7 separate regions of the Mus musculus genome follow, and regions 2, 3, 4, 5, 6 and 7 are each linked to region 1. The links are chromatin loops, found by intact Hi-C in ENCODE. Cell type or tissue: left cerebral cortex. All regions are shown on one strand. Region 1 overlaps Neurod6 (neurogenic differentiation 6). Region 2 overlaps Gm34441 (a long non-coding RNA gene). Region 3 overlaps Gm34441 (a long non-coding RNA gene). Region 4 holds the start of Gm34441 (a long non-coding RNA gene). Region 5 holds the start of Gm38820 (a long non-coding RNA gene). Region 6 overlaps Gm34441 (a long non-coding RNA gene). Region 7 overlaps Gm34441 (a long non-coding RNA gene).

What was found. Peaks named below come from ENCODE experiments on the same cell type or tissue, not always from the same donor. Only the 100,000 strongest peaks of a DNase experiment are listed, where the experiment ranks them.
Region 2: a loop joins it to region 1, with 3.0 times the contacts of the local background. A loop is called at or near these places in 5 of 42 quality-filtered maps.
Region 3: a loop joins it to region 1, with 9 times the contacts of the local background. A loop is called at or near these places in 3 of 42 quality-filtered maps.
Region 4: a loop joins it to region 1, with 5 times the contacts of the local background. A loop is called at or near these places in 7 of 42 quality-filtered maps.
Region 5: it touches region 1 in a loop (6-fold over the local background); 6 of 42 quality-filtered maps call a loop at or near these places.
Region 6: it touches region 1 in a loop (3.0-fold over the local background); 7 of 42 quality-filtered maps call a loop at or near these places.
Region 7: a loop joins it to region 1, with 4 times the contacts of the local background. A loop is called at or near these places in 4 of 42 quality-filtered maps.

What each region holds. Positions count from the first base shown.
Region 1 is chr6:55,675,384-55,679,383 of GRCm38, forward strand. It overlaps Neurod6 (neurogenic differentiation 6), which reads right to left. Exons shown (of 2, transcript NM_009717.2): 2 at 2,435-4,000. The coding sequence ends at 3,254. Among named protein-coding and RNA genes, the nearest start is that of Neurod6, 3.9 kb to the right of the region's middle. In left cerebral cortex, a CTCF peak has its summit at 1,657; DNase peaks (open chromatin) are centred at 759, 1,115, 1,689, 2,116 and 2 more places; H3K4me3 peaks cover 2,616 bases; H3K27ac peaks cover 2,967 bases.
Region 2 is chr6:55,548,867-55,552,866 of GRCm38, forward strand. All of the region lies in intron 1 of Gm34441 (a long non-coding RNA gene), which reads left to right. Among named protein-coding and RNA genes, the nearest start is that of Gm34441, 14 kb to the left of the region's middle. In left cerebral cortex, a CTCF peak has its summit at 2,258 (motif pointing right); DNase peaks (open chromatin) are centred at 537 and 2,265; H3K27ac peaks cover 401 bases.
Region 3 is chr6:55,590,675-55,594,674 of GRCm38, forward strand. All of the region lies in intron 3 of Gm34441 (a long non-coding RNA gene), which reads left to right. Among named protein-coding and RNA genes, the nearest start is that of Gm34441, 56 kb to the left of the region's middle. In left cerebral cortex, no CTCF peak of the experiment used is centred here; a DNase peak (open chromatin) is centred at 1,667; H3K27ac peaks cover 1,479 bases.
Region 4 is chr6:55,534,721-55,538,720 of GRCm38, forward strand. Gm34441 (a long non-coding RNA gene) reads left to right here and starts at 2,323. Exons shown (of 7, transcript XR_869122.1): 1 at 2,323-2,499. In left cerebral cortex, no CTCF peak of the experiment used is centred here; DNase peaks (open chromatin) are centred at 1,933, 2,314 and 2,720.
Region 5 is chr6:55,802,379-55,806,378 of GRCm38, forward strand. Gm38820 (a long non-coding RNA gene) reads right to left here and starts at 2,506. Exons shown (of 3, transcript XR_869126.3): 1 at 2,236-2,506. It also overlaps a transcript of Itprid1 not described here. In left cerebral cortex, a CTCF peak has its summit at 1,908; DNase peaks (open chromatin) are centred at 435, 804, 1,122, 1,887 and 4 more places; H3K27ac peaks cover 3,755 bases.
Region 6 is chr6:55,540,685-55,544,684 of GRCm38, forward strand. The region is part of intron 1 of Gm34441 (a long non-coding RNA gene); the gene reads left to right. Among named protein-coding and RNA genes, the nearest start is that of Gm34441, 5.6 kb to the left of the region's middle. In left cerebral cortex, a CTCF peak has its summit at 1,866; DNase peaks (open chromatin) are centred at 1,893 and 2,843.
Region 7 is chr6:55,616,054-55,620,053 of GRCm38, forward strand. The region is part of intron 4 of Gm34441 (a long non-coding RNA gene); the gene reads left to right. Among named protein-coding and RNA genes, the nearest start is that of Neurod6, 63 kb to the right of the region's middle. In left cerebral cortex, a CTCF peak has its summit at 658 (motif pointing left); DNase peaks (open chromatin) are centred at 2,081 and 3,883; H3K4me3 peaks cover 782 bases; H3K27ac peaks cover 803 bases.

The DNA of each region.
Region 1 (4,000 bases):
ACACTTGTTATTTGCACGGGACTTTCATAAATATTTCCAAGTGGGTGTGTGTGATCATTTGAATGTGTATCCTTTAGCCATTTTCTTTCCTTCCTAATTGGAATGAGGAATCACTAGTTAAATCCAAGCCCAAAGAGGAGAAGCTCAATCCATATGGAAGACTGCAGCTATGGTGTTTTCTGTTGAGTGGTGGAGAGACACAGTACCACAGGCAAAGATGATGAAGGATGCCATTCAAACATAGCTGAAGCCATGCTTCCTGGCTCCTGGACCCTTTATACCCTGCTGCCTCTTCCTTTCACCTTTCAAAGTAGTTTTTCAGCATAGCATCTAGGATGCATTGTATAAACAACTCACAGGATTTCTTAGCACTGTGAATTGCTGAAGAAAATTGACTTAGGGTCAAGGGTGATATGTCATGGGAGCGGCTGGTTGGTTCTAGTGCCGGGTCCAGAAGAGGCATCTAAATGTTGACTAAGCATGGGATCCTGGCCGCATACACCCAACGTCCAACAGCATGACTGCATCTGCCAGAGACACAGGGAGCATGCACACACAAGACGGATGTGTCTAGATTCTAGATGTCTTCACGTCTCTGGGGTCGGCTTCTGTAATCCGCACTCTGAAATCTGGAGTTTCTCGTGAACTGAGCTCCGAGATAAACTTGCCCAGAGCACTGGATTCTTCCTCATTCTGCCAGCTGCTTCTCATCTTTGCTCTTCCACTTGCCAGAAGGGAGACGGAAGACCTATCTCCTGATGCAATCTCTGTTTCCAACAAGAATCTGTGACCTTGGAAAGAGTGCAGGTCTCAAATGCTTGTCTGAGCCAACATGACACTGAGCAGGTGCGGTGCTGTTTAGGCCAGGCCAGCGGGTACACTACAGCAAGGATAGGAGACCAGGAAACCACACCTACTCTATCAGAGAGGAAATGATATTGGAATGGCATGGGACAGGGAGGATATTCCTTTTCCAGATGCCTCCTCCCTCCACCTTCCCCTTTCCCCTCTCAGAATGAGCAGTGACCCGGTTCCTAAGTCTGAAGGGCCACAAAGAGTCCGGCACTGCTGGACCAAGTCCCAGGGAGAGCAGCTTTTGTGCACATATGGGAGGAAGTGGGCGAAAGTCTTCCTGTGCCCAGGCAGGCAGAGGGGACAGAAGGCTCTGTACCTTGGGCAAACTTCTCTCCACTTTGTCAGGGCACAGTCCCTTTTTTTTACCTCGGTTTCCTTCCCCTGCCTCATGGGAGCAAAGTGAACAGGTGCTCACACATGGGCTTGGAGGGCAGTTCATCACCAGGGAGTCCCGAGCCAGCAGCTGCTCAGCCCCTTCCCTGCTTTCAGGCAGCAGCTTTGCTCACTGAAGGCCCCTGGGTTCCAGCAGGGGGTGGCAGGGACTGGGTTAAGTAGGAGGCCTTCTGGAGACTGGGGCAAGGACCTCAAGTCTGCACTCCCTGAGTCCCACCAGCTGCCGGGCAGGAGAACAGGGTCAGCTCTGGGCAGCACCGGGGCGGGCTGGAGCTGCGTCAGACCATCAAACGGAGATGCCACCCGCTTCCCAACTCAGCAGCTGAATAGGGTGTAGGGAGAGTCCCTCAGCCAGGGCTGCGGTGCCCGCTAGATGGGCGAGGCCCCAGACTGCAGGGCGCCCACTGCGGGCGGAATTCGGGCAGCGCAGCCGGAGTTCTGGAGACCACGGAGGCTGTGGGAGGTCACCTGCGTCCTGCAGCCCTGTCTGAGTGGCCAGGATGGGACTGCGCTGGCTCAGGCAGTGCCCGTGGAATCTTGCGCTGCAGTGCGCTTGGCCCGCTGTTCTCCACAGGCCGCGCGCAGATGCCCACTTCCCACACCCTAGGAAGCAGACCTGCCCAGACAGCCTCTCGAAGGAGGAGGAGGAGGAGGAGGAAGAGGAGGAGGAGGAAGAGGAGGAGGAGGAGGTCACACCACCTTGCTTTATATTCCAGGAGCGGCTCAGTCCTGTTTTAAGAATCTAGCTCTTCGGGCATATTAAACGAAGTTTTTCCTTGCCTTTTGTTAGGAAACTTTTAATCACACATAAATTAGAATTTAGGTTCTAATCGGCCAGGCGTTTAACAGGCCCAGGGAAAAAGCTTCCCTTTTAAACACCGACTCTGGGGGCTGCTGGAAAACTGCCACCGAATTTAGGCAGGAGTTGAAGGTTAGCTGGATTTACCATTGTTTCCCCAGGGTGTTTAACACTCACTGTCCCCTTTTCTTTCATTTAGGATACTTTCCAAAAGAAAATTCTGGAAAACACTTTGGCGATTTTGTTTTTTTTAAAGAAATTTGTTTGAACCTTTTCAATTTAATCCAAAAAGATTCCTGAAATAGGGAGGTGGGAGCATTGGAGACTGGAAGCAGCTGTGTGGCAGGAAATAAGTATCATGCAAAAATACCATGCTAATAAATATCCTTTGTAAGTGGAAATATCTATGTTTAATTGCTTTTAAACTGTAGGATGGAAAACACAATTATACACTGTAACAAACCTGTACAGAAAAATCCTGAACAATACAAAACAAGTGCTAATATTTTTTTTCTTCATGATTGAATTAATTGTCCCCAAATTATGACACTGATAACCTCCCCCAAATACCGTGTTTCCTCCTCTGAAAATGCTTGAAGAGGAATAGTTGTTACCAACTGAATACACTTATTTTTGTCCCTAATAAACAGAAAATTGCATAGCTTTTGATACCGTTGTGCATCCCCAAATGCACCTTTTAATTTCATGGTTAGCTCTTAATATTTTAAAAACTAAAATTTCAGAGATACATATATGAATCCTAGTAATTATAAACACATTTTACTCATCTGATTTTTATAACATGCATTTTCATCATAACTGTACAACTGAAATAGACATTGAAGTATGCTGTGTGCATGTCTTTATTCAGCAACATCTTAGACACCTTGTTCAAACAAATTAAGTGAATTTGAAAGAAACTAAAACAAGAAAGAAATATTCTGCCAGTAAGAGAGAGAGAGAGAGAGAGAGAGAGAGAGAGAGAGAGAGAATCACAGTGTGATACAGACAAGAGGGAAGGAAAGGAAGTTCTCATACGAAAAGGGATTTATTATGACATAGAAAATGGTCACAATCTTTGAGACACACTTCAGAAACTAGTAAACACCTTAGATAGAGTTGTGCCAATTACGCAGCCCACAAGCATCTGCTTTGCCTTAATTAGAGTGGGAGGTGAATGACCACTGTTTATTTTCATTTTCCTCATTAATTATGAAAAACTGCATTTAATTCATCTTGCATAGTGAGAGATTGGCTGCGCAGATGTAAGTCGTAAGGGAAGTGGCTGTCGGTGGGCAACCTGAACATGGCACCCTGCCCAAGGGGACCCCTGGGTGGCACTGCACAGTAATGCATGCCATAATTGTAATTTTTGCCATAGTCCAAGGTTTCTTCTTGCTTCAGGGAAAATATCCCATTATAGTTAATTGGGGGAGGACTTAAGGGACCTTCAAACTGAGGGCTGGCACACTCAGGGGAGGTACTTTCATAGAAGGATTCATATGCACTGCAGTAATTGTAGGGTTTCATGGACTTGGAATTATCAAGAGTCCCATGCCCTGGGGGAGTGGCCAGCTCAGGGCTGTGGTAGGGTGGGTAGAATGTGGAGTAGGGTGACCTTGTGTGGTGGGCAGCCTCCCCACCCTGACCCATCAGGAAACTTCTGGCGTTGAGCTGTAAGCAGCCTGCCACCAAGTTTGTAGTTGGCTGGGAAAGACCTTTGCATAAGTTTTGGACGAACGTGAGCAGATCCGGTCTCTTGCCAATCCTCAGAATTTCAGAAAGTGCCCAGATGTAATTTTTGGCCAGTCGTAAAGTTTCTATTTTGGACAGTTTTTGGGTTTTAGAGTAACAGGGGACCACTTTTCGCAAATTGTCCAGAGCATCATTGAGGCCGTGCATCCGGTTCCTCTCGCGCGCATTAGCTTCCTGTCTCCTGAACTTGACCCTTTC
Region 2 (4,000 bases), 130 kb before region 1:
ACAATCCCCATGCCGTTACCATCCAACCTCAAAAATGATCAGTAAGTGCCGTGGTGACTTCCTTCATCTTTCCTGGAAAGGATCTTTGGGAAGCAGAGCATAGTCTTTGCCCCGTATTGTTCATGAATATTTCAGTACACACCTCAAAGTTATAAAGATCCTTTTTGAAAACAAACACATTTTTAATATCAAAGATCTAATCAGTGTTTAGATTGTTTTGCAAATGTCTTGTCGCTTGATTCAGTCTACTTGTTGTGTTTGTTGATGTGCTTCTCATGTGTCTTACACTCAGTACTTATTCCTCCTCCTCCTGCCCTGACAAGTTAGTTCCTAAAGAAACTGGATCTTTTGTCTTTGGAATTTTCCATGTCCTTATTTTTGTTTATTGCCTTCCTATTGGTGTGGTTTGACATATTCTTCTGTACTCTGTGGGTCTACAGACTCCATCAGGCGCAGGTTAGAGATATTTGTTGAGAATCCTTTATAGGTGACATTATGAAACCCGCCTAAGCCCATGGCGCACGCAGTTCTGGGTGTACAGAGGTATGAGTCACACCTCCTACACTGGGCACATGCTTCTCTTTGTGGCCTGCTTCACTGTTGGGGGTTTTAGCAAATCGACTTTTGCCTGTATCAGAATCTTGCACTGTGAGTTCTCCTTTAGTCTCCGTGATGCTTAATTTAGTAGATACAACATTGTTTCTGATACAGCATCTGAGTGAGTGGTCTGAGCAAGGATTCCCCCCACGCCCACCCCCAATGTGGTTTAACATCACCAGATCTACCAAATGGAAGAAAAATGCAGAAGAGAAGCAAAGTTTCTTTTGAGGTAATGGCACTCCTCTCCTGACAGGAAGTCTTAGAATGCCAGGGTCTATAGCTTTTGGACCCTAGGACTTGTACTGGTGACCCCCTAATTTTCTTAGTCACTGGCTTGGGATTGAGAATTCTGTTATAGGATTCCCCAGTTCTTTGTCTTGCTGATGGCTTGCCTTGGCACTTTTCAGCTTCTACAACCATGCGGTCTAATGTCTTCAGTAAATCTCTTATTACCTATCTCTATAACCCCATCTTTTTGGTTTTGTCTCTCTGGAGAACTGTAACACACATCTTTCCATATGGAAATTGACTTCATAACCAGCTTTTTCTACCACCCCAAACTTGTAGATCCAGATTTGAATAACAGCCCTCAATAATGCTATATTGATCATTGGGGTATTTTCATTTCGAGCTTATCCTGGTCCAGGCACTCACTAAGCCTTTGACATATGGTACTCATCTAACTTCCCGGACAACCTAACTGTGAAGGCACCTCCCTCCATCTTCCCATTGTGGTTTGAGAACTCCAAGGCAGACCATATGGCTCTTAGCCAAAGCAAAGACTAAGTCTATTTGTCAATAATTATTCCCTATGTTGAAAGCTTGCCCACGGAAGTGCCCTCACCTTGTCCTCCCTGCCCCCTGGGATTCTCTCCTTGACTTTCGTTGTGTGCCAGGTGCTAGACCTACTTAGTGGTTTGCTATTAATGATGAGGATGCTGTTAACAGTAGTTTGAGTTTGAAATGCCTTTAGAACTGCAGGGGTTGGGGATGGGGTGAGGTGAAGAAAAGGTGTTTACATACAATAATTAAAGGAGAAAACCGTGTGCTCTGGGGTTTAATCCTGACTTTGATACCTGTAGGCTGAGACTTTGCCAGTCACCATCTCTGTCCCATACAGGTCTCATAATAAAACAAGTAGAATGAAAGAATTCACTGAGGATAGTACTCAGCACATAGTAGGTATTCAGCAAATGTTACCTTTAGTATTCCGTGTTGAGACCCAACAGAAACACCAATAGCTTAACAACAATTTCTGTCTCACAGTGTGAACAGGCCATTTCTTCTTCTTCTGAACTATTTATTTTTTGTTGTTTTTTTCCTTTTTTTCCTTAAACTGGAGTTAGAAGGACGCTGCTGCCCACCCACCCCTCCCCACCACACACATTTTTAATTAAGGTATCTTTCCAGAAGGAATGCTTTAATCCGAAGTGATCACTTTGATACCGAAAGAGACACATTTGGAGGCTTCTTGGCGACGGGGAATTAAAGACAAAGAAGCTGAATAAATAGCAAGCAAAATGTTAATGTTTTGGCTTTGTGGTGTCTGCATGTGAGAGCCCTCCTTGTGTGGCTGTTTTGGCGGGCTCCTGTTGCAAGCCTCCAGAGGCTCCTTTTGTGCGCGGGAGCCCTGGCTGCTGGTTGTCACGCGGCCCCTAGAGGTCAGTCTGATCCAGGGATTGTGTGAACCACGCTGGCCGCGCCAGCAGCTGCTGGGGCCATGGATACTGCTGCAGCCAGGATCTAAGCTGCTCCAGCATCTACGACATTCGCGCTGCCAGAAGGCCTCTTCTTTCTGAAGATGGGTTTGCCAAAGTCTGGAAAGATGGAGTTTTCCCTCAGATGGTGATTAGCCTTGGTAGTAAAAAGAAGATACTTTATATGATTGTCTATATGGCATTGTTCTCTACTAAATTCATACTTTTCACTTTGCTGTGTTCCGTTTACTGAAGGCAAGAGTAACAGCGTGGGGATGGGGTAGAGAGGTTGGGATACCTTTTATCTAGCGCTTCATCTTACAAAGGACCTGAGTGAGGCTCAGATAAGGGGCAAGCAAACCCTGCTTTATGCTGGAGTTTTTGTCAGGGTCCTTTCCACTGCAAGCTTCTAATTGTTCTCTTAAAAACAACACCAAAAAGTCTTTAAGGGCTTTGGACGGATGTAAGAACTAGTTGGTGCTTCACAGGGAACCTAACATGCTATTAAAGAAAAATTATCCGGGAGTGCTTGTTAAGTCGTGGTATGGGTGATTTTACTCAGGACTCTCACAGCATGGAGGGACATGGCAATTCTGCCCTGCACTCAAGGCAGAGAGCTCGGCCTCCTCCAGAAGCGCAGCTGTAGCGAGTAGGGAGCATACCAGGCAAGAGGTCGGGTCCGCAGGTAGAAAAGCACTGAGAGGAAACATCAGGATGGAGGGGATTCAGGCAAAACCTACTTCCAGGATTGCTCGGAGACAGAACAGTGGTACAGATATTACCTGGGGGGAGGTGGAGTCTGAGCGTGTGGTTGGCTTTCATGGGGAAGCAGATATCTGGGTGCCATGTTGGGCTTTCGCTTAGGCTGACTTGGCAGCATACCAGCTAACTGCGGACTTCATGCAGCAATGCACACGTAGAAGGTTGGGAGCTTGACTGAATCTCTGCAGTCCTTAGCAGTGATTGAGATGAGGAACTCGGAGGCAGATCATCTGTACTTGGACGGGAGGTGGAGGAGACCAAACTTACCCACAACTGGGTAGATGGCGTCACTGCCTGCTGGTGCTCTGTGTACTCACCTGGGGATGGAGAAGGGTACAGGGCGTGTTTGCTGATACTGGTCACCATGGTTAGAAACAGTGAGAGGGAAAATTTTGAACTTGGAAGGAAAGGCGCAAGTTCTCTTTTTCATTCTTGGTAGCCCAACCTTCTCTTTCTAGCTTTGTTAAGTTTATTACAATAAATAAATGAATAAATAAATAAATAAATAAATTAAATAAAATAAAGTCCCATTGTTCTATCCCAGACTCCAAACACAAAGCACAAGTAAAGCTGAGGGCGTGTCCCATGGAGACAGAATCAGGATGCAGAAGTTAAGGGTTCGAGAAGAAAATCCTGCTCCAAGACATACTTCCAAGGAGGAACTCCCTAAATGTAGCAGTTTCCCCAAGCTTAGCTCCTAATAATGTCATGAGAGGCAAAGGACTCCCCATAGGACCTGGGTTACTTTACTTCTTTGTTCACCACTCAGCCTCAGGCAATCCACTCTTAACTTCCCAGAGGACACACCTTCCCTTCCACATCACACTTATTTTCCCATGCAGATACTAATGACAACGCTTCTGTTTGTTCCATCTTGTTGAATAAAACACTCACAGTAATGCCCTTAACACTCTTGCTCCACTAACTACTCTCTGCACGCA
Region 3 (4,000 bases), 85 kb before region 1:
TTAAGACTGATGAAATACTGTAAAAAACACCTAATGAGTTGAAAATACATTTGTGCATAGAAAATGTTCCAAAAGAATATATTGGTATTAACTATAGGTTTAAACCTCTGAAGATAAGGTTATGGATGCTTACAAATAATTTCTCTTCTGATGTTTGTGCATGATACTTTGTAAAATTATATATAGTATGTATTAAAGACTGATTGTCAAATATGAAAATGGTAGAAAAGCTTAAAAGGCAATACATTGTTTGGCTTTTTGGTCTTGTTTTTATTAAAGTTTTATTGGTTTGTATTCTTTCAGATCCACCATCACCTTCCTTCTCAGCTCCTTTATTCTTTCCTTGGCTTTCCTCCGCTCCTTATGCATCTTCCTCTGCCTTGCTTCTGATGGGCAGGAATCACAGTGTGCGCACATTCTTTACACACTGTCAGACTGCAGCCAACAGAGGCATTTGGAATACCAGCCTCGCTCCTCATTCTCTGCAGCTTAGGAGAATCTTCCTATGTACTTTCTATGTTGTTTCTTGAGTTTCCTTTTCTGTGAATTTGTTTTCTACAGCCCTTATTTTGTTGTCTGCCTGCTAGTCCATCTATCTATCTACCTACCTATCTATCTATCTATCTATCTATCTATCTATCTATCTATCTATCTATCTATCATCATTTACCATGTATGTATGTATGTATGTATGTATGTATGTATGCATGCATGCATGCATGCATTTTGCTGTCTGCTACCATGACAGAATAACTGAGATCTTGAACTTAAAAGGGAAAACTGTTTTAGCTCAGAGTTTTTGATCCATGGTCTTATGGAATGTGGCTCTGTGCCTGTGATAGCACAGTAGACCATGATGTACACGTCAGTCAAAGGAGATCAGTTTGTGTTGTTGTATCTGTGAAGCAAAGAGAAAAAAAGGAATTCTTTATAAGTTCTTCCAGTGGCATGACTCCCTTTCTCTAGGCTTGAACTATCAAAGGCACCACAGGCTGATGTCAAAGCCTCTAACTCATGAACTTCAGAGGCTTTCTGGCCTAGACTTTGGCACTCTTTTACTCGTCTGTCTGTCTATTCATCTTGCTAATTTGGAAGTATCCTTTTCAGCCCTATTAAGCACCATTTTGCAGATCATCCCTTTCCTGAACTTTCTACAATGTCTATAGAGGAAACTAAGCTTTGACCTATCATTTTTTTAATTGTCTACCATTTCATCACTTTGTATTTCAGTCCAATCTCTGAGTTTTTATATCCCTTATTTCCTCTTTCCTTTCTCACATCTTTGATTTTTTTTTCTGAATTTCTCTGTCTATGGCAATACAAACTGATTAAGTTATTTTCTTTTACTTCGTTAAGCAAAGATTTTTACAAGTTTCTTTCTGTTATCCTTTTCCTCCCAAGTCTTCTGAAAAGTCCTTTTTCTATAATTCTTTTCCTTTTGGGGTTGCTCCATTCTCAGATGGAAACAGGTGGGAGGATGCTTAGCCCCTCTGCTCTGACCACTGGCATAGTGGCTGAGTCTCTTGGCTGGAGACACAGATGGCGGGTAGGTTGGTGAGCCCAGCAACTCACACATTTCCTGTCTACTTCTGCTCTCTCAGACAGAAATGGGATCCACTCCTACGTCCACTGCCGGCTTGCTAGCATATGAAACAGATGGACTGCATGGAAAACTCTAGCCCTGGTTTTTACTGATTCTATTTCTGTCTCCTCCCTGGCCCATAGTGCTTTATTTATGGGGACTACTATGCTGGTAGCCTACAGCCCAAGTCTTGCCCAGGTGTTTTCTGAAGAGTCGCCCTCTCTGTAGATAGGAATGGGGATCTGTGAGATGAGAAATCACCATCTGGATGTCTTAAAAAAAATATCATGTTCTCAGTGAATGACAAGCTGCTGGCTTTCTGGCCAATGGCATCCATGCACTCCTCAATGGAGGATCATGTGGTGGAGAAGATGCAGAAGTTCTTCTATAATCCTGATAGACAGTTTAGACTTTTCTTTCCTCCTAGGCAACAATGCACAAGGGGTTTCCTCCTGTTGTATGAGGCCTCATGCCAAAAAGGTCAGATTCTCGCACTTTGTTACTATATTCTTTGTTCTAGTTTTCATGGGTGTTAATGGAATTTATTACATCTTCAGTGCAGTTTGAATGCATCACTGGGGAAGGTACCACTGAAAGCTGATCCCTAGCTTAAGAGGCCTTATTTCATTCCTTATTTTGGATCATCAATGATCTCTACACTGAACGTTCTTAAGGAATGCTGGTCAGCCAGGCCAAGGCAGTCACAAAGAATGGTATGTTTGGGCTATTCTAAGTATTTAAGCAAATAACTTTTCATGAGTAAGATGCTTTTTCTAAGAGATTTTGAAATAGGTTTTTACTATTATTATTGTTGTTATAAATCAGGGTCTCACTAGGTTGCCCTAGCTTGCTTAGAACTTGCTATGTAGACCAGGCTGGCCTTGTACTCACAGAGGTTTGCCTGTCTCTGCCTCTGGAATTTTGGGACATATCTTAACTACTGCTTCTAAGATGTTCTTTTTCATTAATTTACTTATTTATTCACTTTATATCCTAATCATAGCTCCTTCCTCCTCTCCTCCCAGACTCACCCTCCCACTCCCTCTTCTTTGATCCTCAGCTCCCCTTCTTGGAGCACTCCCCCCACCAACCCTCCCTGGCAGATCAAGTATCATCAGGACTAAGAGCATCCTCTCCCACAAAGTCCAGACAGGACAGCCCAGCTAGGAAGAATCAGAAACAGCCCCTGATCCAATTATTGGGGAACCCATATGAAGACCAAGCTGCATATCTGCTGCATATGTGTAGGGGCCTAGGTCTAGTCCAATCATGCTCTTCAGTTGGTGGTCCAGTCTCTGTGAGCCCCCATGGACCATATTAATTGACTCTGAAGGTCTTTTGTGGTATCCTTGACCCCTCCAGCTCCCTCAATCCTTCCCCTGACTCTTCCACTAGACTCCCTGAGCTCTGCCTAATGTTTGGCTGTGGGTCTCTGCATCTGTTTCCTTGAGCTGCTGGATGAATCCTCTTAGATCACACTTGTGCGAGGCTCCTGTCTTTAAGCATATCAGAGTATCATTAATTGGGCCAGGGGTTGGCACTTTCCCATGGGGTGAGAAATTGAGTAAACAGAGTTTTGACTATCATTCTTTTATTGGTCTATCATTTTTATTATGTTACATTTCAGTCTAATCTCTGAGTTTTGTATCCCTTATTTTCATCTTTCATTCCTCACATCTTTGTCTTTTTCTACTGAATCTATCTATGGCAATGCAAACTAATTAAATTAATTTGTCTCAAATTGAGCCAGTCAATGGTTGACCCCTTCCTCAGTGTTTGCTCCATCAGTGTCCCTGAACATCCTGTAGGACAGACCTTGTTTCTAAGGTTCTGTGAGAATGCTGGTGTCCCCCTTCTTCCACTGGAAGTCCCACCTTGCCACATGAGGTATCTTTCCTTTATACAAACAATAAACAGGGTGAGAAAGAAATTAGAGAAACAACACCCTTCACAATATTCACAAATAATATAAAATATCGTGGTGTTACGCCTCTGAGGTGTAACTTCAATCAAGCAAGTGTAAGACTTTCATGACAAGATCTTCAAGTCTCTAAAGAAAGAAACTGAAGAAGATATCAGAAGATGGAAAGATCTCCTATGCTCATGAATCAGTAGGATTATCATAGTAAAAATAGCCATCTTGCCAAAAGCAATCTACAGATTCAATGCAATTCTCATCAAAATTTCAACACAATTCTTTACAGGCCTTGAAAGAGCAATTCTCAACTTCATATAAAAATAATAAAAAACTAGGATAACGAATATAATACTGCATAATAAAAGAACTTTTGAAGGTGTCGCCATCCCTGATTTTAAGCTGTATTATAGAGCAATAAACAGTAACAAAACCCACATGGTATTGACATAATAATAGACAGATTGATCAGTGGAATAGAATTGAAGACCCAGAAATAAACC
Region 4 (4,000 bases), 140 kb before region 1:
TACTATGTAGAATAGGCTAACATCAAAGTTGCAGTGAGCTTCCTCCCTTAGCATCCTGTGCCACTATGGCCAGCCCAGTGTCATCACTAGTAAAGTTGATTAAATAGAGGCAAGAGAGGCAAGCATGCTTCCAAGCTGTGATCTTATATGAGCCAGCAATAGAAAGAGGACTTGAGGCACATCTGTGGGACCCCCAAGCTCTCCTCTTTCCACCACCAAAGGTGTTTAGAAGAACTTGAATGTGCCATAGGAGTGGACTGCTGCAGGAAGCACCCTGCTCCAGTTGGCCTGAGGAGCTGGTTCCCACGGCCCTACTACTTGCTGTGTGTCAGACATCCCCCTCAGGCTCAGTTAAGCATCTGCTGCAAGAGGGAATTGTCCTTGCTAAAGTAAACAAATGTAAAATGTGCTCTTCAGTTTGGCTTTCCAGAGGGATCACATCTGCCCCTCTGGGGTAGGACTGGGAGTCACTTCTCAGTGTCTAACCTTGACAGGCTCTTTGTGCAGAGGGTGCTGGTGTGCCAAGGTGCTATGTTCCAGCAGACATGGGACTCCATTTGCATCAGTGGTGCTGACTGGGTGGGCACCTAGGTCCTGACTGTCTTGTATCATGTAGAATGGTCTAAGCAAGAACAAAATTGGATTTGGGTCATTCTATGCTGATGCCTACATGTTTGCTCTTTGAAAAAAAAAAACACAACTTCATGGAGTTACAAACTTATTAGTAATTTGCAAATCACTTTCCCCTAATTATTGTCATACTATATATATTTATGAAAGTGCAGTATAGAAATATATAAGGTAGACCATAAAAGTTTATTTCATTGTCTTACCACAGTTGCTTGTTGCATTTTCCATGCCTTTTATGCTTCATGCACATGCCAGAAATTATTTCTTGAAACAAGTGTATAAAAGGGAATTGTAATTTCTGTTTTTCCAGGTAATAAAAATGAGACACAAGATTCAGTCACCTACCTAAAAGGTCAAGACCATTGTCTTCATCATTGTCCAGGCTGGACTGAATTCTTAACTGCTTAGAAGGCTTTCTGTCTTGGCTGGAACAGTAGGCTTACTTACATGACTTCTCCCATAGCCCAGAATTTGAGTTGGAGCTGCAATAAGTCTGCAGTGTAGGCTTTTCGTATGTCCCCAAGATTCCTTAGGACTTGTTACAAATCCACAGCTGTGTGTGTGTGTGTGTGTGTGTGTGTATCTGTGCGGCGTGTGTGTTGATGTATCTTCTCTTGGACTCTGTGGCTAACATTTCACACACAGAAGTTTTTCACTTCTACATTTAAACCCTCTTCAGTTTTGCCTTGCCAAAAATGTCTTTCAGCTCTCACCAGATAAGCTTCCCATTTACTCAAGCGTAATTATCATCAGCACCAACGTGCTGAAGCAACTCATGAACTGTTCATACATCCAAACTTCCCCGTTCTTCCAGTGTCTCCACTCTCTCTGGGAAGAAGAGTTAAAAACTGCACCTGAACCTTCCTTGGCTTCTCTTTGACTTCTCAAGAAACAGAACTCACTTCAGAAAGAATTAGTGGCTTGTATGTTGTATAAGTACAAGAAGAAGAAGAAGAAGAAGAAGAAGAAGAAGAAGAAGAAGAAGAAGAAGAAGAAGAAGAACAACAACAACAACAACAACAACAACAACAACAACAACAACAAAATCAACAATGGAAAAGGGCTTCTAAGTCATTGGCTGTCAATCTTATCCTTCAGATAAAAGGCCCTTCCTGCCTTTAAAAACAGTAGTCATGTGAAAGTCTACCTAGGAACACTCCTCTCCTGCATCATGGGTTGAGAAGTACACTGGACTCTAGGATCTTTCAAGGTCTGTGTTAAATGAGATCTGTCAGTTCTATCTTGGGAGTAAAACAGCATTGTAGGCCCTGCTGGGGCTGACTCACCCAGAGCAGCACAGGATGCTAGAAAAGCCTTACTTACGGGAGCTTTCCCTTTTCTCTCTATCTTCAGCTGCCCGGTGCTTCCTGGTGATTGCCATCTGAAGTTGAGGTTTCTCTGGCCATGTCTGGCATGCTTTTCTGCAATTATGTAGATGGAAAATGGGCAGAGAGAGACATTACCCACCTAGTGAAGGGAGAAGAGAAACTAGCAACCTCTAAAAGTTGTACAGGAAGCAATATTAATTAAGAAAAAAAAGCCCTAGTTTTTAGAAATCATTTTTTTTGAGAACGATTAGGTCAATCGGAAATGAGAACAGCAGCTCAGCATCCATCATGGGGAACGAAATGAAGATTCCGTGGTTGGTGTGGGCTAAAATTAGTAGCAGGACAGATTTAGAGAGAACTAGCATGTTTTCTCCCTAAAGGGAAATGTGATCATTAGTCAACAGCTAGCTATGTTGGGATATGTACTAACTAAATATACTCTATACTTTGGAATCTCCAAGAATTTTCTAGGAACAAGTGTAGCTGGTTCATCTTTTCTCAATGAGCTGACTGAGGGGCTAAAAAGGGAGAGGAGAAGAAGGTACGCTCGCTTTATTTTTATTTTTATTTTTGTTATGTGAAAATACTCCTGGGATGTTGTGCTAAAATTGAAGGACTGCTTAAATTATTTTGTTAAATTTTAACTTAATTTGATGTTATGTGTATGATGTCTTATAGGCATGTATGTCTGGACATGTGTGTGCCTCGTGCCTATGGAGGCTAAAAGAAGGCATTGGATCTTGTGGAACTGGGGTTAGCGACAGTTGTGAGCTGCCATATGGGTGCTTGGAGTTAAACCTAGGTCTGTAGGAAGAGAAGCAAGTGCTCTTAACCACTGCACCATCTCTTTAGGTCTTGAAGGAACTCTGAGATAAACAGTCTGAGAAACTGATGATACAGGACCTATGATGAAACAGGAGCAAATTGACTTTAAGTCTGTGGAGTTATTCATGACTGTTAACAAATGTTTAAAGCCTTAGCCAGGTAATGTGCACAGTGCTGGGGTTACATGGAAAGGGATAGAACCATATCTCTGTGTTTGGCACACTTGCTATTCTAGAAATAAAATGAGGCTGATTCTATCTACTTCAAAAGAGCAAAGTAGGAATAACAGAGCACTTATGAAGGGCAGCGTTCCTCCTAACACAGGACTAGCATTTTTACATACAGATGTGTCCCACACAGGAAAGGGCTATTTAAGAATCTGCAACTCTTCATGTGGTGTCTGGGGGACTCATGCACATGATTCTTGTTTGGGAGAGGATCTTAGTTCTTTTCCTGTTTCCTGAGCTTGTGTTTCTGAGTCATAACATTTAATATAAGAAAAAAGTTGAAATAGCCAAATAATGAAGGGCTAATGGCTTAAACCAATTAAAACATTGCAAATATTTGCTAACCTTTATGGAGGGTATCCTGGGATGTCGGGAGTACTGAGCCATACTGAGCCATAAATACTTGTCTTACTTCCTTTCTCTGGCTGAGAGAGATGAGCATGTGCCAGCCATTCTGCAGTTGTTGTCATGATCAAATGCTTTAGAGAAACAACTTAAAGGTAGATGAATTTATTTTGATTCATGGTTTCAGAGGTGGAAACTCATTATCGTGGGGCAGGCAGAACAGAACAGCTCAATTCCTGGCAAGCAGGAGAGAGAGAGAGAGAGAGAGAGAGAGAGAGAGAGAGAGAGAGAGAGACAGAGACAGAGACAGAGACAGAGACAGACAGAGACAGACAGAGAGACAGACAGAGAGAGACAGAGAGAGACAGAGAGACAGACAGAGACAGACAGAGAGAGACAGAGACATAGAGGCAGACACAGCAAGGCACAGAATGACAGGGACAGCTAGACTGAGATAAGTAGATAGATAGGTAGATAGATAGATAGATGCCCACATAGGCTGGCTTTCTGCCCCTATTCTTTTATCACAGTCTCCCCTCAGTGAATCATCCTTGGAAATGCCCCCTCAAACAAGTTAGGTATGCCTTACTCCTATCCTAGGCATTTCTCAAATTCATCAAAGCCAGAACTGACCGCCACAAAGCT
Region 5 (4,000 bases), 130 kb after region 1:
CCCTTTCCTTTCCCTGTCTTTCTTTCTTCCTTTCTTCCTTCTTCCTTTCTTCCTTCCTTCCTCTTTCTTTCTTCCTTTCTTTCTTTCTTTCTTTCTTTCTTTCTTTCTTTCTTTCTTTCTTTCTTTCTTTCTTTCTTTCTTTCTTTCTTGTGTTTCTAGTTGCCAAGCCAGTTTCTGCTCCTTGGCTATTTTCTAACCCTGGAGACTTTGTTTTCTTGGACATTCTGACTGTGTTGCCGGTTTGTTTCTGTTCTAGGATCTCAGGGTAATACACCATGAATTTGTGTGGAAGCTCTGTGGAAGTCTTCTAAGCCTGTGCCCCTGGAAGCTGATGAAAATAAACTCTAAGCAAAAAGCTCCCTGCACTGCTCAAGCCTCCTGCTTTTCAACGAGTGGGCCTTGCCTCTAACTTAGATCACTACCAAGGTTTCTGGCTCACTTTATTTTCTGTCTCTGGCTGGGTCACCTTTATGGCATTTTGGTCTTATCTGGTGCCTTATAGTTCCTGCACCCTAACCACACTGCCTTCCAGAACTTCAGCTTTGGTCAGGGTCAGCCTCTGTTCCTCTTTCTGGTGTTGGAATGGAGCAGATTTTAATTCCTTCATATAGGCATTTCTGGGAACCTCAGATATCACACTAAAAAGAACACAAAGCCCCACCATCTCCCACTGCCCAGACCCTTGGGAACTGAGACTAGCAGGGGAAGGATAGTCACCACCATTGTCCAAAATAAAGACAACTGTATTTACAGTAGCCACTGCCTTGAGGTTCCCACCAACCTCTCATATCGCCATGGAAGTAATTCCTAGGTAATGTCTGTATATTTCCAATCCTTTAAGGCAGAGGCAGAAAAAGCAAGCAGGCAGGATGCCCCTTTGAATAAAGCAGAATTGGGGCCCTTCTGGGAGGGTTTCTCACAGCTATGATTCTCTACTTTCTTTAGGGGACAGGGATGGCATGCCTTTCTAGCATAGAATTGTGCCCCAAGTAATAGCGTAGAAAATTCTCAGAGAGCTACAGGGAATTCTTACAAGGAGGCCCCTCTGGTCTCTCCTATTTCCTAGTGGTGCAGAGGGAGAACGGAGAAAGCAGCAAGCATCCAAGGGCTTCAGTGCTTTGGATGACCTTCATCCACTTCTAGGAAGTTGTATTACAGGACCGTCCTGGACAAGAGCCCAGAGAGCAACCCTGTAACTCTAAGAGAGCTTATGGAAGAACCGAAGGCGCTTGAAGAGGGAGCAAAGGAGAAGGGGAGGGAAGAACGGAGGGGGAGAAATTTTAATGCCTTACAATATGGAATTGGTTAAATAAACCATGGTCCATCTGTAAATGAAATACGATAATACTATGCAACTTTAAAAAATAATTTTAATGTGGTTTCTACCCTGGAAAATGTTCTTGCTTTATTGTTAAGGTAGAAAAAGCAGGTTACCAAACAGTATCCATTTAAGGAAACACAGTAAATGTTAACAGTGGTTAGCCGTGGGTGGTGTGATTTCGGTTGACTTTTAAAAATTATTTTTGTTTATATGCTTTTTTTTTAAATCATCCACAAAAACATGCATTACTTTTGTAGTTACAAGCGACAGTCTGAAAACTAATAATGCAGCCACTGAACACCTAGCCACTCTCAGGTTGTTTTGTGTGAGGTGCAAAGGCGCCACAGAGACCCAGTGTCCTGTCTTTGAAGCACTTTGTTCCCCAGTTAGAGTGAGCAGAGACTTAGACTGAGACCCTGTACTCGCCAGACATTGCCTCATATAAATCCCTGGCGTTGGCAGCCCTGGCTTTCAGCCGAATCCCCACCTGGGGCCACTGTGAGAAATGAGGTTACAACAACTTGGTGGGCGTGGGGGAGGGACACCTTCTGTTGAGCTGACGCACATCTACACAGCGCCACCCAGAGGATAATCAAGGAACTCAACTCTTTAATTTTTCTATCCTGCCAACGTTTCTGATAGCTGCAGGTGCACACAGTTGTCTGTTTATCCTAATGTTAGGGTTACCATTTAACTTGATGAAACCAAGCCCTGTGGAGATCCTCTGTGAGCATCTTAAGGTGTGGTTTTGGGTGTTATTTCCCAGTAGACTCAGGATCTCTGAGGGCAGTATCTGGGGGCGATTCTAAAAGCTGCTCACAGTACTCCTCTGCACACCAAGAGTTGTTAGGCAGCCAGCCCCCCCTCCTCCCTCCCTCTCACGTCTATGTAAGTCCTCCCACTGCCGGACTCACCTTTTCCTTCTCTCTGGAGTAAGCAGTGGGGTCGGTGGGAATATAGACAAGCTGCTGCCCACCAACAACTTCTGAGTTCCTTTCTTCATTCATTCTCACTTTGAGACAGCGTGAGCAAATGATTTAGCCATCGGCACACCCCCTCAGGAATTCATTTTTAGAGGGGACATGAGCAGGTGAACACAAATGATCATACAGTGGGAGGAAACCACCATATGGGCTCGTGCCACTCCAGGAGAGCCTCAAGTACTGAGAAGCAATAGGAAAGTCCTTGTGTCCAGAGCAGCAACTCAGAGAAAGGAAGCTTTGCAGAGCTAATGGGAGAGGCAGAGGGACCCATTTCATAGCTGAGAATACAGAGGAATTGAAATCAATCGTTTGCTTGTGCGGTAGCACAGGGAATCAGGCTAGAGGTAAACCTTCTCATCTGTAGAACATGGGCAATGGTTCTGCTGCCCAGCTGGGTGGCTCTGTTCAGCTCTGTAGCCGTGCTGAACAGATACGTATCACCATTTTGCTGTTGTGGAGCCTGAAGATCGAATGGGGTGTACAAATGTGTATACACGCCCCTCTGAAACTGTGAGAGGTACATTGAGCCCTCTAGTGCTTCCAGAGTTTCCAGAATGCAAATGCCTACCCCACCATAAGAAGCAGAGAGAAGCCAGGAAGAGTGTGACTGCAGGGAGCTGAACTCAAAGAAAGATTCTCATCATTACTGAAAGAAATGGCTTCGAGAAGGGCAAGAGGAAAACAGCAGAGCGAGGAGGCTGAGCGGAGTTGCTGCCAGGAGAGCGTCCAAAGTGATGGCAGCTGACGCGAGAGCTGTATTTCAGGATCTTTCACCCACTTGCACATTTGTCACTTGGAGATGCTAACAAAGGCCCACAGTGGAGATCTGCTGTCTTGCCATTGAGCCTCTCTATGAGGGCATGGCAATTAAACAAAGAAGCCAGAAGCATGAGAAACCAAACAACAGGAGGCTGACTGTATGGTGGAGGTCAGTGCACATTAGTGAACTCAGTTGATGCCATTCCAGAACATTCTCATTTTCCTCTTGGCATAGAGCTTACTCTGAGGATCCCCATTATCTGGGACAGCAGCAACCATCAGTATCTGCCCTGCTTGGCCTCTACTGTCAGGGACCTGTTCTGTTCAAGTAATGATGATAAACTCACTCAACAAGTTCCAGAGGCTGTAAATAATGGACCCAGTGGCCCTTCTTCAGATGACAGTGAACCGAAGCAGCACTTTCGAGTCTCCTTTACAAGAAACAAGGGGTGTCACAGGATGACTGATGAAGATAATTTGGACCAATGACCAAAGGTCACTATGCTATTATCTAGCAGTGCCAGCCTCAATGTCTGTCTTAAAGCCATGCTAAACAGTACATCAGACCAGACTTAGAAGGTTTTCTCAGCGTGGCTTGTCCATTCAAAGCTTCCCACAGAAAGAGCCTTAATGGACAGATTCTTCTGGTATCACAGGAGCCTGGAAGAGACCATAGAAACCAACCCTTCAATACCTGTTTCTCTAGCAATCAAGGCAAAGATGCTGTCTGCTTAGCAGATGAGGGTAAGCCTCTGGAGTGGGGTTTGTATCAGGAGTTTGATCTTGCAGGCTCTGAGTTTTAAGTTTCTTATCTATAAGATATAAATCTATGCCACCCAATTTATTATAGAAATTAACTAGATATTTCATCTGAATTGTCAATACAGTATTGGGTAGACAGTAGGTGCTCAATGTTTCCCCCACTTTTCCTTTTAAG
Region 6 (4,000 bases), 130 kb before region 1:
TGAAATGGGCTGGCTGCCGTGTGGGAAGTGGACTGGGCCAGGATAAAGAGAAGCAAAGGAGTGTTAGCTATGGTTGCTACAACTCTGAGGAGAAATGAAGGTGAGGCCAGGAGAAGGGCCAAACTGTGACACAGTTTGACAGAGTTGACAGTGCTGCTGCCACACTGGGTGTGGCTGAGAGGGATCAGTCATGCTCAAACTTTAGCATCAGCAACTGGGCATGTGGAATTGCTGTTTACAGAACATGGAGATGAAGGTGATGACTAGACTATGGAGAAGAAGCAGGAGGTTAACCATGGGCACTGTAAGTGTGAGGGACCAGGTTTTCAGTGGAGGCACTGTGTTGCAGGTGGCTACATAAGCTTCGCATAGGTGGTGAAGGCCAAGGCTATGTGTGTGCTTCAGGATGTTAACGTGGAAAGGGCAGTAAAGGCATGGGTGTACATCTAAGTACATCTAAGTTTCCACATATTAATAGAGAAAAGAGGGGCATCAGGCCTGAGGCAGATCTCAGGGGCATCCTCACTGGAGACCAGAAAGGAGGAAGAGCCACGAGAGGAGACTGGGAAGAAATGGGTAGTGAAATAGAGGGAAAACTACGGACATCTAATTGACCATAACAAACAAAAACAAACAAAAATCCTGGTACAAATGGCCACTACAATGCTGATGAATGCCTAGGAGATTATTTGGGAAGAGAATACAGGGAAGATATCTGGACTGATGACATAGCCATGCATGGACAGATAGAGCAATATGGAGGTGCTCAAGACACTGAGCTGAACATAGGCAGATGACTAGCAATTCCCCTTATTTAGACCAGAGAACCTATGAGCACTGCATGGGGATCTTTATCAGGATTTTTGTTGGAGCAAAGTGTGGGACAACAAGGAATTAGAAGCTACTAAGACACCCAGCAAGAGCAAATTGCATCAAGTGTGTTTTGTGCACAAATGGAATATAATAAAGCAGCCAAAAATAATATGCATGTACACACAAACGTGTATACACGTATATAGGCATATATGCACAGATGTATATATATCAATACTGAATTGATTTCACATGTGATATTTAAATCATTTAAAATTTTCTTGGTGTTAGTGGAAACTGACCCATTGACTCTAGGTACCTTTTCATATGCTATTCAAACACTTTTACACTGAGCTATAACCCTGCCCTCTTTAGACATTTTTTTTTCAAACTTTGAGACAAGATCTCAGTTACCTAGATTGACCCCAGGCTCTTTCTGTACATCCGGTAAGAGTTAAAATGATCCTCTGGCCTCAGCCACATAGATACCTAAGTATCTGGGACCACAGGACTGGCAGAAAGCAAAAGGGAGAGAGGAAGGGAGAGTGAGACAGAGAGGCCACATTTATCATATGATGTTTCCATTATTTCTACTATATAAAGTTTAAAATGAGAACTTTACAACTTGGATGATGCCCAGTTAATATCACTACTTTTGCTTCAGGCCCCAGTGATGGTAACAGAGGAGCTCAGGGAAAACACAAGTAGCTTTTAGGATGATTTTGCATGATTAAAAGCAGGGCCTGTTAGGGATTCTGATGCATGCCATCAGATGTCAAGAGACAAGAAGTGCACACATGTCTGTGTCTCCCTGATCATGTCTGTGTCTCCCTGATCATGTCTGTGTCTCCCTGATCATGTCTGTGTCTCCCTGATCATGTCTGTGTCTCCCTGATCTCTCCTCTTACAAAGTCTCCAGGATTCACTCCCGGGCTCCCTGTTGATGTTGTAGAATCTCGTTCACTTCCAGTGCCCCCACTGCTAAGCATCATGGACCAAGTTTCTACTCTCATGGTGGATTAACTTTTGACACATGCCCCTAGAGGACGCTCAAACCACATCCAAACCACAGTTCCAGCTTTGCATTTCTTCTCAAACCTGCTGGCACTGGTCTCTGGACTCTTCATTTCATGCAGGATGTCTGTTCCCTTGATGCCTAGGTCACTGGTGTGTTTGCTGTGGCATTCCTAATACTTGACCCATAGTGAATGGTCAACACATGCTATGCAGAGATCCCATGACAGAGTGTGTGTGACTTTGTGTTTCTGTTAGTTTCCCACTTCTGTCTTTAGCTTCTTCCCTGATGGAGTTCATGGTGAGGACTAAAATTCCTGGTGAGAGCAGCAGAAATGCGGGTCCACAGGGAAGGAAGGGGGGTTGCCTCAGTCCTGAATAGGAGGCTATTTTGACATTAAAAGTTCTCATAGAAAGTTCTGCCCTGAGATCATCATGTGGCTGGGTGAGGTGCCAGAATTCAAGCTCTTGGGAGTGAAAGTCTTTGAAGCCGGGAGACAAATTTATAGACTTCGGATCATATGCTATTTGTTACAAATGACTTAGCAAAACAAAGTTTAGCGTTCCCAACTGAGCACTTCAAATAAAAATAGAGCCTTGCAGAGAGCATCACACCTTTCATTGCAAGAGAGAATACGTGCAGGCAATGAGCCCTTTCTGAAGAATAGCGTGATAGAATCAGGCAAGGTGGCTGCCCAAGGTGACTGGAGAATATCATGAGGAACTAGAAAACTCCAGTTACCAACACCACCTTACTCAAGCAAAGCATGATGGTTTGAGATGCCCCATGGCAGATCGTTCTCTGGTTCCAGTGTACTTAAAAGAGGTAAACAGGGGGAAGAAGTTCAGTGCAGCTATTTCATCTCTATATATTCAAAGCTTTATTGCTTGTACAAAAGTTAAAGAAGGCTTTGCCTTTTTTCTCCCATCTTGTCATGTCTGTCACTGGCCATGAACAAGCACTTGCAAGAGTCATCACCAGCACTAACAGATTGAATGAAGTGAGCAGAATGTGCTATGCATCTGGAGTGGGCCGCAATCAAAGCTGTCACTCATCTGATGTGCATAGTGGTGAGGCTGTAGTGAGGCGGGGGGGGGGGCATAAATTCTATTCATTCTGTTTCAGTCTTGGTGTCATTTGCACATATCGATCCCATGTTGGGAGCTGATGTTTCTCTGGATGCAGGGACGTCATCTCATGTGAGCCCTGTGTGATTTCACTCTCTGTGTGGCTTTTCTTGACTATCTCCCCCATACCTTTATAAATGGAATTGGCTTTATAAATGGAATCCTCTCTAAGCCCGTTTTGCCATTTATTATTTCTATGCCAGCACTGTAGGAGCCATCGTACACTGAAAATGAGCATTTGACTGTATCCTTCAACCACAGAAGACAGAGATCCAAGTCCTCTCCATTCTATAGCATTAGCCCAGGACTTGAGCCAGAAAGTGATAAATGGATGAGTCCAGGTATCTATAATGGATATGGACTAACTGTCATTTCTACTTTGTGACTAAACTCTTCCATGGGATATCTAATCTAGGTCTGGTGCTGTCCCTCCACCTATAGATAGGGTCGTGACAGGGGAAGTCTTTTGGTCTCTGAGATTAAACTTCCAAGAGTATCCAAGGTGACAAGGGTTACCCTGATGCTGACAAGGGTTACCCACCTGCTGATGGGATGGGTGGAGTCGCTGCTGATACTACAATGTGTGTCTTTTCTATTTTGACTTGAAGGTTTCACTGTCCAGCCTGTTCTAAGTGATTGACACACAGCTGGTACCTGTTTATCATTGCTTTTGGTCTGTCTTTGATTGCATACACATTTTACTGAGATTAGAGCTCACCTTTCTCCTTTAGCTTCCCCTGCATTTCTAAATGCAGTCTCCTTCTTAAAAGAGTGTCTCCTTCTTAAAAGAGTGACCAGACATTTTGAGTAACATTGGAAGGCTTGATACTGGAAGGTAGTGTTATCCATTCCAGGCACTTCTCCACAATGCAGGGTCAAGATGCTAGAGACAGACTCCCTACTTACCCTGAATGCAGAGACTTGTTTGACAAATACGGGGTTCATTTGACTCTCTAGGACCTAGTAAACCACACCGGGTAATTTATCAACAGGCCCTTAAGCTCAACTAATTAAACCTTTCTAAGATCATGTCCTGTCACGATGG
Region 7 (4,000 bases), 59 kb before region 1:
ATTTTTATGTCATTGTGACCCAAGCTGAAGTCATTAGAGATGAGGGAACCTCAATTGAGAAAATGCCTCCCTAAGACTGGCTGTAGTTAAGCCTATAGGGTATTTTCTTAATAAGTGATTATAGGAGAAGGCCCAGCCCATTGTGGGTGGTGCTGGGCTGGTGGTCCTGGGTTATATAAGAGAGCAAGGTGAGCAAGCCAGGGGAAGCAAACCAGTAAGTAGCATTCCTCCACGGCTTCTGCACCAGCTCCTGCTTCCAGGTTCCTATCCTGTTCGAGTTCCTGTCCTAACTCAACTTCTTTCAGTGATGAAAGCCACAGTGTGGAAGTGTAAGCCAAATAAACCCTTTCTTCCCAGCCTGCTTTTTGTTCAATGGTGTTTCATCACAGCAGTAGCAACCCTAACTAAGATAGAAAGGGATACCTGGTGGGTAGCTTTGGAGCTTTAATGCAGTGTAAAAAGGGCTTAATACCGAGGTGTATTAATTGCTGTACACGACACGATCAGTTGGATTTGGATTTCCTACGTCAACAATCGTGTGGAGACATGATACAACAGTTCATGTTGTGTGTCGCGTTAACTGCTTGCAGAGGACCCCAGTTTGGGTCTCATCACCCATGTCTGGTGGCCTACAACCACCTTAAGTCCAGCCCAGGAGGGATCAACACCCTCCGCTGGCCTCCCCTGGTACCTGCACTCTCACGTGCAATTAAAAATAGTGTGAATCATGTCTAGAGCCCAGAAAAAGAAACTGCACAAAATGGTGTTATATTTCACTTACGGTTTATTCAAACAGAGATTTTCAGGAATTTTGTTTGTTGTTGTTGCTTTTTACTTTATACTTAAAATATTTATCTTCACGTGTTTGTGTGTTTTGTCTGCATGCATATATGGGCCTCACATGCCTACCTGGTGACTATGGAGATCAGAGAAACATTGTATCTCCTGGAGCTAGAGTTACAGATGGATTTGAGTCACTGTGTGGTTGCTTAGAGTCAAACTCAGGTCATCTGCAAGAGCCACAAGTGCTCTTAATCATTGAGCCATCTCTCTAGCCCCTGTATCCAGTGTTTAGAGGTGCAGGGTCTCACATAGACCCCCCTGCCTGGCCCTGTATCTAGTTAGCTATGAAGCTATGGATGACCTTGAATTCCGTTTTCTTCTGCTTGCCCTTCTTGAGAGCTGGATTACCCGTCTGCCCTGATGTGTGCTGTTTCTTTGACTACTCTGAAATAGCAGACCCCTGAAAAGCTGCATGTAATACAGTTAAGAAAGGCTTATATACAGCCCACATGTTACATTAATAACAATAGAGCCTTTTCATAGAAAGCAGAAAAGACCTAATCAATTTCATGAAAATATTTATATCCTAAACATTATATATTAAAGTTGAGATGTTAATATTCTAGAATGCTAATTGTGGGCAATGTAAAATTATATTCCCATTGTTCATATTTCTACAGCCAATTCTCTTCAAAGCAGAAGCATTTAAAAAAGAATAGCTCCTTTTAAGTTGAAGAATATAGTAAGTTTAACTTGTTTCCCTAGTTTGAGTTTATAATGAAAAATTGAACCAATACACATATTTTTTCTGCTTAAAAAGAAGTGGTAGTAGTAATACAGTTATTTGAGTGATTGTATTTGTGAAAACTGTCAAATCCAATTACCTTGCTTTTTAGCCATTTTGTTATTGGAAAGTGAAAACAAGCATTTTAATATGGGAACCAAGGGAAATTCTACCCTGCGTTTGTTTTCGAAATGGGTCTTGTCACCTTGCAAGGCTGTTTTAAGGAACCGTGTTTTTCCCTGGAAAGACAAAACCCTGATATGCTTCTTGGCTGGGGTTCCAGGGATCGGTAGGGCACCTGGGCTCTGGGGTGCTGTGTTCCACTAGGCAGGTTCTGTGATTGTGCACGGTCCCTGCGAGTGCCCAGTGCTGCGTGCTCTCCCGGCACAGCTCTCCATGTTAACACGCTTCTTAGCAAGACCTTAAATGCTGACTTCCACACAGCCGCTCTTGAGCTCGCTCCTGCCTCTCCTGTTTCCTTTTTGTTTGCTGCTATAAAACTGAACAAATGGGACCCAGGGACGTTGGCAGGGATCCAAACCAGAGTGAAACGCATCCTGAATTGGCCCCTTGCCCAAAAGTATAATTTTCAGCTGTGAGCTGCCCTTAATTTTGAAAATCATCCTGTAGCTTCAGGTTTTTAGAAGCATAGCAGCATTGTGTCGGTTCTCCAGGCACCCGGCTCTCGAGAAAATGAAAACAAACACCATCTCTTGCTTTGTCTTTGCATTAGCTCAGACTTCTTTGACTAGAGGATGCGGCAACTAAGGAAGTTCAAATGTAAGACAGCCAGCTTTTTGGCCCAAGTAACCTAGTCCAGTCAGCTTCCACTTGGAGCCTACCAGGATTCCCAGCTTGATTGCTGGCATGCTTTAAAACTAGATTTCGCCGGGCGTGGTGGCGCACGCCTTTAATTTCAGCACTCGGGAGGCAGAGGCAGGCGGATTTCTGAGTTCGAGGCCAGCCTACTCTACAGAGTGAGTTCCAGGACAGCCAGGGCTACACAGAGAAACCCAGAATCGGAAAACCAAAAAAAAAAAAAAAAAAAAAAAAAAAAAAAAAAAAAAAAAAAAATCAAAAAAACTAGATTTCTCTGTTTAGCAACAGTCTTAATATCAGTTTCAAGTATGTTGGGAGGACTAACAAATTGTTCTGCAATTGACAATATATTATTCAGTAAGCAGAACTAGGGTATAAAAGCATCAACATTGCTCTTATAATGGCATTTTATCAGGCTGTGTAGGGTAAGAACTTCCTAACTTCCTGGCTCCAACTTTCTGCTTTTATTGCCAAGTATTTGTTTTTAATCATTCAGAGTAGAGTCTTCAATTTCTTTTTCTTTTTTCTATTGGATATTTTATTTATTTACATTTCAAATGTTATCCCCTTTCCTGGTAAACCCCCTATCCCATCTTCATCCCCCTGCTTCTATGAGGGTGCTCCCCCACCAACACACCCACTCCCACCTCACTGCCTTGGCATTCCCCTGCACTCAGGCATCGAGCCTTCACAGGACCAAGGGCTTCTAGTTTAGCCAATTAAGACTCTCTTCTTTCCTCAGATGATGTCTGTAAGAACTGGAGGAATTTTCTGGTTGCCATTTTGCCTTTAATATTTATTAGCAGTAAGTTGTGCTGGTTTTCTGTTCTATCAAGTTAACGTCACATCTGGCAAGCTGATGGAAAAATCATTTGACAAAATACCATTGGCTAATGTTACATTCTTTTATTCTCCAAGTTGAAAAACAAACACACACAAGTGAAATTACTAACCATTTGAATTTGCAATTCAGATACAAATACATACAATAGACACTTCTGACTTCCAATTCCCAGGGTATGGGGGTTAGCTCACACAGCTGGTAACTGTTGACAAGTGGCATTCACTAGTTGCACGAATCATATCTTATAGTCTCTGAACAATATGGAAAACTACTCTCTCCTTTTGCAAAAGGGCTAAGGCATGCTTTGTTTCTAAGATTTTAAGAGTAGTAGAAACTTGTTTTAGAAAACAAGAAGAGTTGAATTCTTCTTCCAGCCTTTTTCCTTTCATGGCCTTGGAAGGAAAAATAAGCCACATTCAATTAAATGGCGGCGACGGTGGCAGCAGCAGCCGCAGTCACTGCAGCTGCAGCAGCCAAGTCCCAGCTTCGGTGCTGGGAAATCGCCTCTTATGGTTTGTGGTCTGCAGGGTTTGGGACTGTAGAGAGTCAGTGACAAACCTCTCGAACTGAGTATTTCAGATATTCCTGGAGAAGAGACAGCCCTTTGGTCCATGTTGCCTCCTCCCCTGCCTCTCTTGAGTTACTGATTTCTTACGGCTCTATTTTAACTTGTTTATTGGCTCATTTGCTATGACACATTTGCAGTTTCAGTTTGTCTTAGTGTTTGTTGTGTGACTCACACTCTACCTTCGAATTCTATCTAACCACTT